2 separate regions of the Homo sapiens genome follow, and region 1 is linked to region 2. The links are chromatin contacts, found by Hi-C or POLR2A ChIA-PET in ENCODE. All regions are on one chromosome and are shown on one strand. The core of a region is the stretch at or near the end of the contact, and the rest is flanking DNA. Distances in the headings are between cores, read along the strand shown.

The links. A loop is a pair of places that touch in the nucleus more often than their neighbours do. ChIA-PET counts read pairs that join two places held with the same protein, here RNA polymerase II (POLR2A). Pooled maps may share reads with other maps.
Region 1: a loop to region 2 is called in a pooled map, with 2.2 times the contacts of the local background. The contact joins two enhancer-like sites. A Hi-C loop is called at or near these places in 1 of 168 maps with a recorded cell type or tissue (vagina) and 1 of 50 pooled maps. POLR2A ChIA-PET finds 5 or more read pairs at or near these places in 1 of 52 experiments (activated CD8-positive, alpha-beta T cell).

What each region holds. Positions count from the first base shown.
Region 1 is chr13:32,834,913-32,841,305 of GRCh38, reverse strand. All of the region lies in intron 4 of LINC00423 (long intergenic non-protein coding RNA 423), which reads left to right. Among named protein-coding and RNA genes, the nearest start is that of LINC00423, 74 kb to the left of the region's middle. RefSeq lists an enhancer at 3,746-3,905. Within about 2 kb of position 2,170, at least 8 of the 41 ENCODE cell types and tissues checked have a DNase peak (open chromatin) inside an H3K27ac peak, as active enhancers do.
Region 2 is chr13:33,029,281-33,036,011 of GRCh38, reverse strand. The region is part of intron 1 of KL (klotho); the gene reads right to left. Among named protein-coding and RNA genes, the nearest start is that of KL, 16 kb to the right of the region's middle. Within about 2 kb of position 2,515, at least 4 of the 41 ENCODE cell types and tissues checked have a DNase peak (open chromatin) inside an H3K27ac peak, as active enhancers do.

The DNA.
Region 1 (6,393 bases), core at 921-3,420, 190 kb after region 2:
ATTTAGTGACATGTCTTCCACATTCTCAAGTCATTCAGCTCTTAGCAGACACAGGGCTGGATGGAAGCAGTCATTTTGTTCCCCTCGTTGGTCAAAAGATGCTTTTGATGAATCATTTCTTTATTTAGTTTTTAGATTGCATTCCACCTCAGGGGGAAAGCTCTCCAAATGAAACCGTTCATAAGACCAGGTAAAACCGCAGCAACTTTTAAGGCTATCCCTGAAGGTCAGCCAAAAGCCAGATCTCAGATTTCATTTGGAAATCTGCCAGAAGGGATGTTCTTGGATGCCGCGTGCTACCCACAGGGTCTTCCTGCCTCTCTCTGACAAGCCCCCTTGGATACTGCCTTGAAGAAAACAGTTTCTGGAAGTATAAGAAGGAGTACAATTGGTCGGGCGCAGTGGCTCACACCTGTAATCTCAGCACTTTAGGAGGCCGAGGCGGTTGGATCACTGGATTCAGGAGTTGAAGACCAGCCTGGCCAACATGGCGAAACCCCATCTCTACCAAAATATACACAAAAAATTAGTTGGGTGTGGTGGTGCACACCTGTAGTCCCAGCTACTCAGGAGGCTGAGACAGGAGAATCACTTGAACCCAGGAGGTGGAGGTTGCAGTGAGCCAAGGTCATGCCACTGCACTCCAGCTTGGGCAGCAGAGTAAGACCCTGTCTCAAAATAATTAATAATAATAATAATAATAATAATTTAAAAAATAAATAAATAAAGGCGGAAAACTGGACAAAGGAAAATAGCCATCAAGGGTCAAATTTCCCCTAAGAAAGGGTTTTCTGCTGACCAAGGACAGGATAAGGCAAGCACTCCTCACATTTCCACAGAGGAGAAAGGCGGGGAGCAGCTTGCTCTAAGCCTTAAGCAAAGTTGGGGGGACCACAGTGTGACTATCCCTAGCAAAGCCAGCCTCTGAGCTGACCACTATTATGACCTGCTCCCCATCTGCCGCTTGGAGGGACACTATTAGCAATTGGCAAGTTGCCAGTATCCCATTTATTGGCTCATTAATAATTCCTCTGGGCTCCCAAAGCAACCATTTGATTCCAAATAGATCACAAAATTCGCCACTGAGATATCTTTACCCTTTCTGACATTTCATGAGAGCAGAGGCAGAAATTCACACCGGAGAGTCTGGGAGTTGATACTGGAGACAGGGTTAATGTTCTCCTTTCCCCGAATCTACAGGGGCCTGGTTTGCTCTAATCTGCCTCCAGGAGGTGAGCCACCACCCTGGCTGGGCACTGCTCCACTTGCTTATGGTGGTACCTAGGGCCTTGCATCTCAAAGTGTGGTCCCCAGACCAGCAGCACTGGCACACCTCAGAAGATTCTTAAAAAAGCAGACTTTCAGGCCCCATCCCAGACCTATGGAATCAGATCCCGCATTGAAATAAGACCCACCCCACCAAGTAATTTATACACACCCTAAGGTGCTCTAATTTATTTGTAGGAATAAATGAATTTATCCCAAGAAAGTAATCAGATGCATGCACAGCTTGCAGGTACCCATGGGTTGAATGCGTCATTGCTTAAAAAGACAAAAACTGGGGCAGGGCCTGATGGCCCATGCCTATAATCCCAGCACTTAAAGAGGCCAAGGCGGTGGATCACTTGAGGCCAGGAGTTCAAGACCAGCCTGGCCAACATGGAGAAACGCCGTCCCTACTAAAATACAAAAATTAGCCAGGCATGATAGCACACACTTGTAGTCTCAGCTACTCAGAAGGCCGAGGCAGGAGAATGGCTTGAACCCAGGAGGCGGAGGTTGCAGTAAGCCAAGATGGCGCCACTGCACCCTAGCCTTGGGAACAGGGTGGGATTCTGTCTCAAAAAAAAAAAAAGGCAAAAACTGGAAACAAACCAAATGTATTGAAGCAATATTTATTTGAGTGCCTTCTATGTGACACTCAGAAAATAAGAGCTACAAAACAGAGACAGTCTTAAAAATATGGTTCATTTGGGGGGGATGGAAAATTGCATAGCCATTTTTTAAATACCTCTTTAAAAAAAGAAACCAAAACCTACTTCTAAAAGTAGAAGTAGGGCCTCTAAGGCCCTATTTCCTGCCTTCCAGGTTGGCTCAATTATTGTGACTGTCTCTAGGCAAACAGTTCGTGCAGGCTGCTAGGCTAAGGACATTTCCCTTTGCTAAACAAACAAGCAAATGCAGACAGGGCTCAGCTGCTGTAGCACATTGGAATTGCTTGTGAAATGAATTAAGATCCATTTCCAGGGCTGTGCTGTCTGAATGTAACTGCGGGCTTTCACCCCGCCCCCACCTTTCCCATCCCCCAAGGTATAGTCCACTCAATCTCAGGGGCACATGACCCTCTGGTTGTGATGTCCAAGGTGCTCAGTGGATTTACACGTCACTGTGTCCATTATTTTTCCTAAAAGGAAGACAGCTTAGATAAACACCTCCCTTTAAGTCAAATGTAAGTTTGTTCAACTACAGCCACAAGAAGGATAGCAAATTCCGGAGAAGGACCTTCTGGAGAACACAGCAATATTATCTCGCTGGCCCAGGGATGGGTTTGCAACTGCTCTCAATGGCTGCCGTACATCATCGCTTCACTGAGTATTGTCCAGGCAGAGCAAAGTCACTCAAGCAATACTTCTTATAATCAAGGCAAGTGGTCAGCGGCTGCCTTAAAAAAAAAAAAAAAAAGCCTGGAAATACAGTCCCCAGCCAGAGTAAAGATCCTCCTCTGCGACCTCACAGCCCAGCTGGATGGGACCCTGCAGCGCTCTCACCTCTCTGCTCAGGAAAATGTGGCTGCTGCGCGTCTCAGCCCAGCCGAATTTGATCTTGTGGATTTCATGTCTAATCTCAGCCTAGATTACTCGGGCTTGTTTGGCCCGCTCTAGCATGCCTGGTCTCTCTATTCTCTCTTGATTCTCTCCCATCCTTATTCATCCCTCACTCATTGATTGATTTAATTCAACAACCAAGCCCCCTGCTGTGCTGGATGTCAGATGTTCTAGGTGTGCTCAAATGAAGGCCCTTTTCATTTTCCGGAGGAGTTCACTTCCCATGTTGGGAGACAGTAACAGGAACAAATCAGGCTGCCTAGGTGTTCACGATGTCACCAATATTGGGAAGTTACATTTTGTAATATTTTAATAAAAATAGCTTTTCTGAGCCCAACCCCCTCCCACCGCCTACTGATCTTTGGCTCTTAGTTTCTGCGCCTTCCAAATTCCCTCCTCCATAGCTCACCTGGCCTTGAGGCTTTTACAAACTGCTCTGGCCTGCATCCTGGATCTCACTCTAGAAACCACTCTGCTGGGGTCATTCCGGCAGAGCACCCAGCTTCCCCTCTCTCTGTGGCAGAAAAACCTGATTCTCTCCCACTTTGTCATGAAAAGTCCCTTCCCTGCCTGCGTATCTCTCCAGCTCTTGCCTTATAAGTTAGAAGGCTCATTGGGTTGACTGCTAACCAAGCGCCATCTAGTAGAAGACTCCAGGTTTTGACAGTGCAAATTACAGTCTTTTAACGGGATCAGATTCTCAGGCCCCTCCCCCTCTTAATAGCACCTCTGAGCAGAAAGATGCAGTGGAGATTTATCTCATTTATGCTTTGACTCATGACACACATGTGCATGCACGCTCACATATCTTCATACACTCATTTACACATGCACTTACATACACACACATACATAAACACATACATACATACTCACACTCATGTACACACACACACGCACTCATGCATATGAACATCTTCTAGAAGGAGGAAGCAAATTGTGTTAGGTTTCTAGTCTTTCCCTTCCTGCTATAGACAATTGCAATGCAAATATGACAAATGATACAGTCAGAAGCAGATTTATCCTGAAGATAATGAAGCTTAAGCAACTGGGCTCTTTACTTGCACCAGACTGGTTCCTGGGGTGGTCTAGGTGGGGAGTGGAAGTCAGGTTGCAAACAGGAGGCATTTCTGAAAATGTCCCTAAAAATATCTCTGAAGAATGAGACCTGGATATCTAAAACTCTAGTAGTTTTTGTGATTTCTTTTCTTATGCTAGATAAATATTTGCATTCCTAGCTGCTATATGTGAATGTCTGTACCCCAACCCCCCACACATCACATTCACATGGTGAAATCCAATCCCCAAAGTAATGGTACTTGGAGGTGGGGCCTTTGGGAGATGGTTAGATCATGAAGGCAGAGCCCTCACAAATAGGATTATTACCCTTATAAAAGAAGCCCCAGAGAGCTCTCTTGTCCCTTTCACCTGCGGGGACACAGTGAAAAGACAGCCATTTATGAACCAGGAAGCAGACCCCCACCAGACACCAAAGCTGCCAGCACCTCCATCTCGGACTCCCCAGCCTCCAGAACTATGAGAAATAATTTTTTTTTGTTTATAAGCCACACAGTTTGTGGTCATTTGTTATAGCAGACCAAACAAAGAATCTAGCCAATTTTCAGCCAGGCGCTGAAACTCATACCTGTAATCCCAGCACTTTGGGAGGCCGAGGCGGGTGGATCACTTGAAGTCAGGAGTTTGAGACCAGCATGGCCAATATGGTGAAACCCCATCTCAACTAAAAACAAAAAAATTAGCCGGGCGTGATGTCACATTGCCTGTAGTCCCAGCTACTCAGGACGCTGAGGCAGGAGAATTGCTTGAACCCGGGAGGCAGTGGTTGCAGTGAGCCAAGATTGCACCACAGCACTCCAGCCTGGGACACAGAGCGAGACTCCATCTCAAAAAAAAAAAAAAAAAAAAAAAGAATCTAGCCAATTTTCTATTTGTGATTTTATATTTTTTGCTTAAAGAGGCTCCCCCAAATTATATTTGCTTCAGCTGCTACAAAATCTGAACTTATTCCTTTTTGCATTAAAACAGGAATTCTCAGTCTTGCCACTGTTCACATTTGGAGTTGGATAATTATTTGTTGTGGGGGCTGCCCTGTGCACTGTAGGATGTTTAGTAGCATCATTGACCTCTACCACTAAATGCCAGTAGCACTTTCCCCTACCTCCTTGCCAGTTGTGACAACCAAAATCTCCAGACATTGCCAAATGTGCCCATTTGAGAGCCACCATCATAAAAGGTTACAAAAGAAGCTATAAAAGAGGTTACAAATGGCTATAAAAGCAGAGGAAGAGAATCAAGATGGAGAGGTGAGTATGAAAGGAGGGACAGGAGCTTTGGAAGAACAGAGATGTTGTGAAGAACATAGTGAGCACTGGGTCTAGGGAAGACAAGGAAGAAAAGCAATAAAGGAATATGTGTAGATACGTAGTCTGGGGTGGATGGGGGAATCCCATGGCATAAATTTTATTAGGAAAGGTAATGAATTTGGTTTGACATTTTGTGTTAGGTACCCCACGGGGAGGGATATATAGGAGGAGTTGTATAGTAAGTTGATGGATATGGGGATCAAAAGAGAAATCAAGACTGAAGATTAATACATAAATTTGGTCCTTGTCAACTACATGGAAATTGAAGCCATGAGAAAACAAATTTTTGCTTAAAGACAGTGAAAAAAGCCAAAGACTAAATTCTAGGGAACATGAACTCTGGGTGGGAAGAAGAGAATCAACCAGTGAAAGATACTAAAAAAGAGTGGACAGATTCTGGCTGAAAGCAAGTGACCCAAGGCAGTAATTCAAATCTGCAAGAAAATAACAAAGAGCAACAGTAAAATAATTATGCCATTATAAAAGACAGTTTAACTGCAATTTTTTTCTCCTTTCTTCTCTTCACTGATTTTAAAAGCAATTGTATATAATAATATGTATATAATATACAAAGGGCCTTCAGAAAGTTAATGGGAAAATAAAATTAAAAGATAAAAACAAAAAGTATAAACTTTACCTTTCAACATATGCTCCATCAAGCTCAAGACAACTTTGTAAGTGATGACACCAATCATTTAGTCCATCCTTAAAGAACTGTAGTCCCTGGTTAGTGAAACATGTCCCTACTTGAGAGCCACTTTTTTACACTATAACTAAAGAAAAGTGGGTGCCCTTTAAAGACTTTTTTAAGATTAGGAAACAAAAAGAAATCAGAAGGAGCCAAATCAGAACTGTAAGGTGGATGCCTAATGATTTCCCATCAAAACTCTCTCCCCAAACTTCCCTTGTTTGATGAGAGGAATGAACAAAAGCATTCATAGTAGTTGAGAAGGACTCTGGTGAAGCTTTGTGGGCACCTTTCTGCTAAAGCTTTGGCTAGCTTTCTCAAAACACTCTCATAACAAGCAGGTGTTATTGTTCTTTAGCCTTTCAGAAAGTCAACAAGCAAAATACCTTGAGCATTTCAAAAAACTGTTGCCATGACTTTTGCTCTGATTGGTCTCCTTTTACTTTAACTAGGCCACTTCCAACGCTTGGTAGCCATTGCTTTGATTGTGCTTTGT
Region 2 (6,731 bases), core at 1,266-3,765:
TGGACTTTTCCAAAGTAGGTGACAATAAAGGGCTTATTTATTTGTATTTAAATAAAAACTTCCTTCAAATGAAATAAAAAAGATTTCATAACTTACACTGGGTAAATACATCAATAAATCAGAGATTGAGCTTCTTGCTTCATTAATTTATCTGTACAGAACTAATTAACATTAGTTAAATCATTCTATTCAATACTAAATCATGCTGCGGTGAAAATCATTCCAAGTCATTGACGCTAGGTTGTTAACAAAATATCCAGCTTGTGACCAGAATCCATCTAACCCATTAATCACAGAATTATTACTGGAGACACAGAGGGGTTCCAATTCCTGGTTTTTGTATCTCTGTTTTTCTAATAGCAACAAAATGAGAACCATGAGGGAACAGGTAGGGAGGCATAGGCTAGATGAGAAAAAAGAGACAAGAAGATAAGGAACTCAGATAAGTGATGTTTTCCACAAGGTCAGCAAAAGTATTCCATGGTTCATCAGTCAAATAGGATTTTTTCAGTAAACATCTATTAGTATAATTGCCAATAATTCCACAATACCCTCATGAAAGAGCTACTCTCCAATATCAACAAAACTGAGACAAGCAGTTTTTCCTCTATAATGGTCACTTTTATTTTCTAAACATTCTACTTCTGCCTCCTTATCTAATTCTCCTGCTTTAAGTTATCAACAGCAGATGCCAACAGACTCTCCTTGAGACTTTCTTTAACAGGCTCATTTATAGCTCTTTGCTTTTGAAATAACTCAATTCATCTTGCAGTAGAGAACGCTTTTCACCCAAAGAAAAAGTGGCATGTGAGTGTGTGAGGATTTCTACATCATTGAACAGGATACAATTACAGGAAAATGAAATATGCTTTATGGAGTGGTGGATAGCGGAAAGTCATCGGCCTGCTCTTTCCCCCTTCTTTCGCATTTGCCTTTTTGTGGTAGCAGTTTCGACATGGTGTTAAGTCAAAGTTTTTCATAACACAAACTCCACTTGTGAAATCAACCTATGAGTAGCCTCAGCAATTTTGAAAATCAAAATAGAAGAGATTAGGAAATATCACAGTGCACTGCCTGTAATAATGGTAAGTTTTTTCTGTGAAAATTTTGTTTCAATGGTGTATATTCAACATGGAAAATGCCTTTCTTACTATGGGTCAAGATCAAAAAAGTTTGGAACTCACTGGTCTAAGTGGAGGGGGATTTTCATTCCAGAAGTATTTATTGAGCATCTATTGTGTGCCTGGCATGATTCTAGCACTTTGGGGCACAACAGGGAACAAATCAAAGAAAAACCCGTGCCCTCACGGAGATTCCATTTTAGCAGGAGGAGCGACAACCAACAACAAACATAATAAATGTAAATTATAAAGAATGTTCTAAGGCAATAAGTGCTATGAAGAAATAGAGTGAGGTAAGGAAGGCCTGGGGTGCCACGGAGAGGAGATACATTTTATTTATTTTTTTTTTTGGTGGCACTCACAAGAGTCTTTATTTTCCTTTCATTAAATGTGTTGTGATTTTCATCTTTTCATTTACATCTCTACAGAACAAAATCCGTTTGTGTCCCTATTAGGCAAGAATCCTTCCCATCGCTATCAGTTTTCTACAAGTTAAAAACTACCCTTACAGAATTTAAAATGCCCTAATCCATGGTAAGCAGCAAATTGAACAAAGGTGCACTGCCTTCTTCACCCCCAGAGAATGAGGATAGGAGAATGGGATTAACTAGGCAGGCCTGCCTGAGGCCTCAGTCCAGATGGACACCAATAATCCTGCCTCATTTCCAAGTCTAGGAAAATTTTCTGTACAGTCTCCCTTTGTGATCATAAATAATCTCCAAAGATTATATTTTATCACACAGAAAAACCTGGTTTCCTTGAGCTTTAGCCAGATTCATTTACAAATGTTTGACAAGGGGTGTTAATTAACACTCTATAAGCCTCTTGGCTCTACAGTGTACAGCATATTAAATTCAAAGAAACAGCTTCTGTCTGGGGATTTCATAAGGAATCTCAGATTGCCTTTTCAAAAGAAGGCAATCTGAGGGTGTGTGTTCATCTTTTTTAAAAAAAAATGCTTTTATACTAGAGGGTTTGTGTTTGTCTGTTTTTATCTTTTTTAAAAAAATGATCTTATTGGTTCTTCTATTCAGAAGCTAAAAAAACAAGCCCAATAAATTCATTATCACACAGTTTCATCCACAGCACCTGTAAATTTGGTGACTTCCTGTCTCCTCGAGGCCCCCAGAAGTAGTCAGTCTTCTCCGCTGCTCGTAAAGTGGGTTGCTGGAAGTAGAGAAGACTAGTTCCGGGGGCCTCCAGGAGACAGGAAGTCACCAAATGGGGGTGGTTAGAGGTGTGCCTCCTTTGAGAAGGAGCTTGTGACCATAGACTTAAGGAAAGTGAAGGGTTGGTTCTGTGGCTATGGCGGTAGGGCAGGTTGGGAAGAACCTTCCAGGCAGGGAGAAGAGTAAAAAAAAATAATGCCCCAAGGCACAAATGCAAGACCTTCAGTGTGGCTGGATGGCGTGGGGCAGCGGGGCAGGAGTCAGAGTTGAGACAAAATGTGTTGAAACACCTTTGAGAGTGTTTCCAGAACAGGGAACTGCAGCGTTAACTGCTGCTTGATCCCCTGTGACGAAAGGGAAATTTTTAAAACGGCAAGGCTTAAACGTGAAAGGAAAAGATAAAAAGCTTTTTAATCAAATTGTAAATGACATGGTTTTTCACTCTCCCATCTCCCGTATTTCTCACTGAGTAGCAGTAAACACAGGAAACAGCCACGCATAAGTTATACTGTAACTCCTCATAAAGGATCCTCTGGCTTCTTTCATTTTTCGGAAATGAGAATTGTGAAGGAAGAAAAAAGAGAGATCTGAATTGAAATGCACTTTTTCAGGACTGCTATTTGAGTTATCATGTAATGATTATTTCATTAAGCAAATATTTACTCAATAGACAAATTATTATGCTGGGCATCGTGAGGGGTCAAACATAGGTACATAGAATAATTACAGTATAAGTCTGAAAGTGAAAACGCCAGAAGATGGATTTTTTTTTTAATGCAATGGCGATTCAGAGGAAGGAAAGATTCTTTCTTGCTGAGGGAAATCAAGGAAGTCTTCCTGTAGGAGGTAGTTTCTAAACCTTATATTGAAAGATGTAGATCCTGGAGAGACGGAAAAAGGCATTCCAGGCAGATCACTGTGAGCTGGAAAGCCAGTGATGCTGTGGCAAAATGTATTTTTTACAGAAAATAGATGGGTATCTCCCATGCCCCATGATCTTTTACGATATAACCTGGCTGTTCCTCCCATTGGCGGATCTGTGGACCCTCCCCCTTGAATCTGTGGGCATGTGACTGCTCTGATAGAAATGAAGCTACATGATATCAAGAATAAGTGAAAAGAAGAAGAAGAAGAAGAAAAGAAGTCCATACCACTTCCTCCTAGTTCTCTTGGGATGCTTGCCGGGAGGGAAGCTAGTTTCCATGTACAGAGGCTACTAATCTGAGACCACTTGTGTAAGCGAGGCCAACAGAGATGCTCTGGTCCACAGCCAGGCTCAACCGCGGATCACATGTGTGAGCCGTCTTGCATGCCCCACCCCGTTCAAGCTTCAGATGACTGCGGACCAGAGAAAAACTGCGTGGGTGAGCCCTCCCCTAATCCTGACCCATAAGTTTGTAAACCAAATAAAATGGTTATTTAAAGCAATTAAGTCTGGGGGAATTACGCAGAAATAGTAATGGGAACAGATGTATCTGGGTTAGTGTTTTTGTAATGATGTAATGATGACACTCTCAGATGTCAATTAAGGTTAAAGACGTTAGTGGCAAGTCATGACTAACATTCTTGTCCATTTCAGATGCTGATGTGGACGAGGATGGTCTAGGCATTTGCTAGCACACCCCTAGATGTAACCTGTGCAATGCGGGAGGCAGCCTGGAGTCATGGAATGTACACTGGGAATAGGGGTTCAGAAAACCTGAGTTTTGACCCCAGCTCTGACCCTTGGTACCCACAGGAAAGTCAGCTAAACTCTCTGGGTCTCTCAATGAATTTACCTGCCCCAAAATACAAAAAAAAAGGACTCTAGAAATTATCAAGCATTATCCAGTGGTATGGGTTTTTTAAATTACTTTAAATTAATAAATGCATTTATATAGTTTAAAATCAAATAGTACCAAAGGCTTATCATGAAAACAGTAAGCATCTCCCCCAATCCCGTCTCTAACCCTCACTCCTGCTCCCCACTGGCAACCTTTTAGCTCTTTCTTCTCGTAATAACTATCATATTTCTAAATACTATGCTATTGTGAAATTTAATAATTCATTAGGATAATGAGGAGTTAGCTCTTTTACATGCCCCATTTTCTTCCCTTATTTTCCGAAATGTCTGTTCTTATTTAAATCATTGTTAGTATTTACATGAAGATTCCTATATAAATGTTCATTTTAGAGCCAAATAGGGCACTATAACATTTCCCTTTTCTAAACAGCTTTTAATTTTCCCTTGAATAAATAATGACCTCATTATTAAGCGTGCAGAATATTCTATATGTGATTTTTTCAATGTGTTAGTGATTCTCTATCATGTTTTCTATGATCGTATCTATTCTGTTGAGTCTACTTTTTCACCCAGAGCTCTTCCTTCCCTGCTAGAAGTTTCCAGCCTCCAAGTCCAGTTTGGACTAGATGCTGTCAAGAGCTGCTCTCGTCCTGGGAGTTTCCTTTATTTCTTATGGATTGAAACCATACTTTTTCTATATACTATTTCTTCCTATGTATTTACTACAATTTTGCTGGTGCATATCTTCCATTAGCTTCTTAGGAAACATGACACTGAAGGTGAACTTTCAATACCCTTACATGTCTATACATTCATTGAGCTAGGAACTCAGTCGGCTCTTTAAAGTTAAAAGCTCATGTTCTTCAGTTCTGGGGCATTTTATTATATTATTTCTTTACAAATTTCCTGACCTGTATTTCCTTATTCTCTCTTTCCAGAACTTCTATTAGTCTGATGTTGGATCTTTATGAATATCCTTTAAATCTTTTTCCCTTTCAAAAATGTGTTCTATTTCTTTATCATCTTGTACTACTTTTACAGCATTGCTTTGACCTTACTTTTCAAATATTTTACTAAATATTTTGTTTCAACTATTGTGTTACTGATGTTCAAGAATTTTTTATATGTTCTGATGGTTCCTGTTTCAGTTTGTGTATGTGTTTAATTTCCTGCATAATTTATTTTCCCTGGTTTGCTTTTCTGTTTATTTTATTCTGTTTCATGTTGATAGCTTTCCTCAAATGTCTTTCACCAGCATTGTCACCCCTTGCCCTTCTGTTGTACCTGCTCCCTTTTAAGCCTGGGTTCCTGATTATTGCAGGAGACAAGACTCCTGATGTCGGGAGTCTGCATGCCATTCCAAATTCATCATCTCCAAGTGTGGTCTAGCAAAATAATTTGCACTTATGATCATGCAACAGCCATCAGTTACTTTGAGAGATTATAGAAAATAAGGCGCTTGAAGAATGAAAATTTTCTCAACTTTAAAAGGGAAGATAATGTGAATTTCAGAAATAATAGACTCAAGCAAAATTAGGTAATGGTTAACAAAAATGCATCAGTACTATGGAAGGGAAGATAACTAGGAGACAACATGGATTCCTAGAATAAATTTACCAAACTTAGCTCAGAAAATTTTTATTGTATTATATGGTGCTATGATTTGAATGCTTGCCCCTCCAAAACTCATGTTGAAATTTAATTGCCATTGTAATAGTATTAAGCGAGACCTTTAAGAGGTCTCACTTTAGGCCAATTAGGCAATGAGGTCTCTGTCCTCATCAATGAATTAATGCTGTTATCATAGAAGTGGGTTCAATATCTCAGGCATGGGTTCCTTGTAAAAGGATGAGTTCAGCCTCCTTTTGTCTCTCTCTTGCCCTCTCACCTTCCACCATGGGAGAAAGCAGCAAGAAGTCTCTCACCAGATGCCAGAGACTTGCCCTTGGACTTCCCAGCCAACAGAACTGTGAGGAAATAAATTCCTTTAAAAAAAAAAAAAATAGGGCCAGGCGCGGTGGCTCACGCCTGTAATCCCAGCACTTTGGGAGGCCGAGGTGAGTGGATCACAAGGTCAGGAGATCGAGACCATCCCGACTAACACGGTGAAACCCCGTCTCTACTAAAAATACAAAAAATTAGCCAGGCATGGCGGCAGGTGCCTGTAGTCCCAGCTACTCGGGAGGCTGAGGCAGGAGAATGGCGTGAACCTGGGAGGCGGAGCTTGGAGTGAGCCGAGATTGTGCCACTGCACTCCAGCCTGGGCAACACAGCAAGACTCCGTCTCAAAAAATAAATAAATAAATAAATAAATAACCTAGTCTCAGCTACTCTTATAGCTGTACAAAATGAACTAAGACATACAGCATATCTGAGAACACAATAGTCATCTCTGTATGTAATAATCTTGACAGTTGCTAAACATTTTTGTGACATTCTTAGGGTCAAAAAGAAAAGTAGAGTGCAAATAAGATAGTACTGTTGCCACTTGAAAAAATATATTTTAAGAGTATTCATTGGTTCAACAAAAACTTACTCGTTGCTTATTAAGTATCAAATGCTGGTCAATGTTTGAAACATTGATTCATGGGACAGATCGACTTGAGAGAAGGTGACTAACAATATCCCACAAGGTTTATTCATAACCCTATTTCTTTG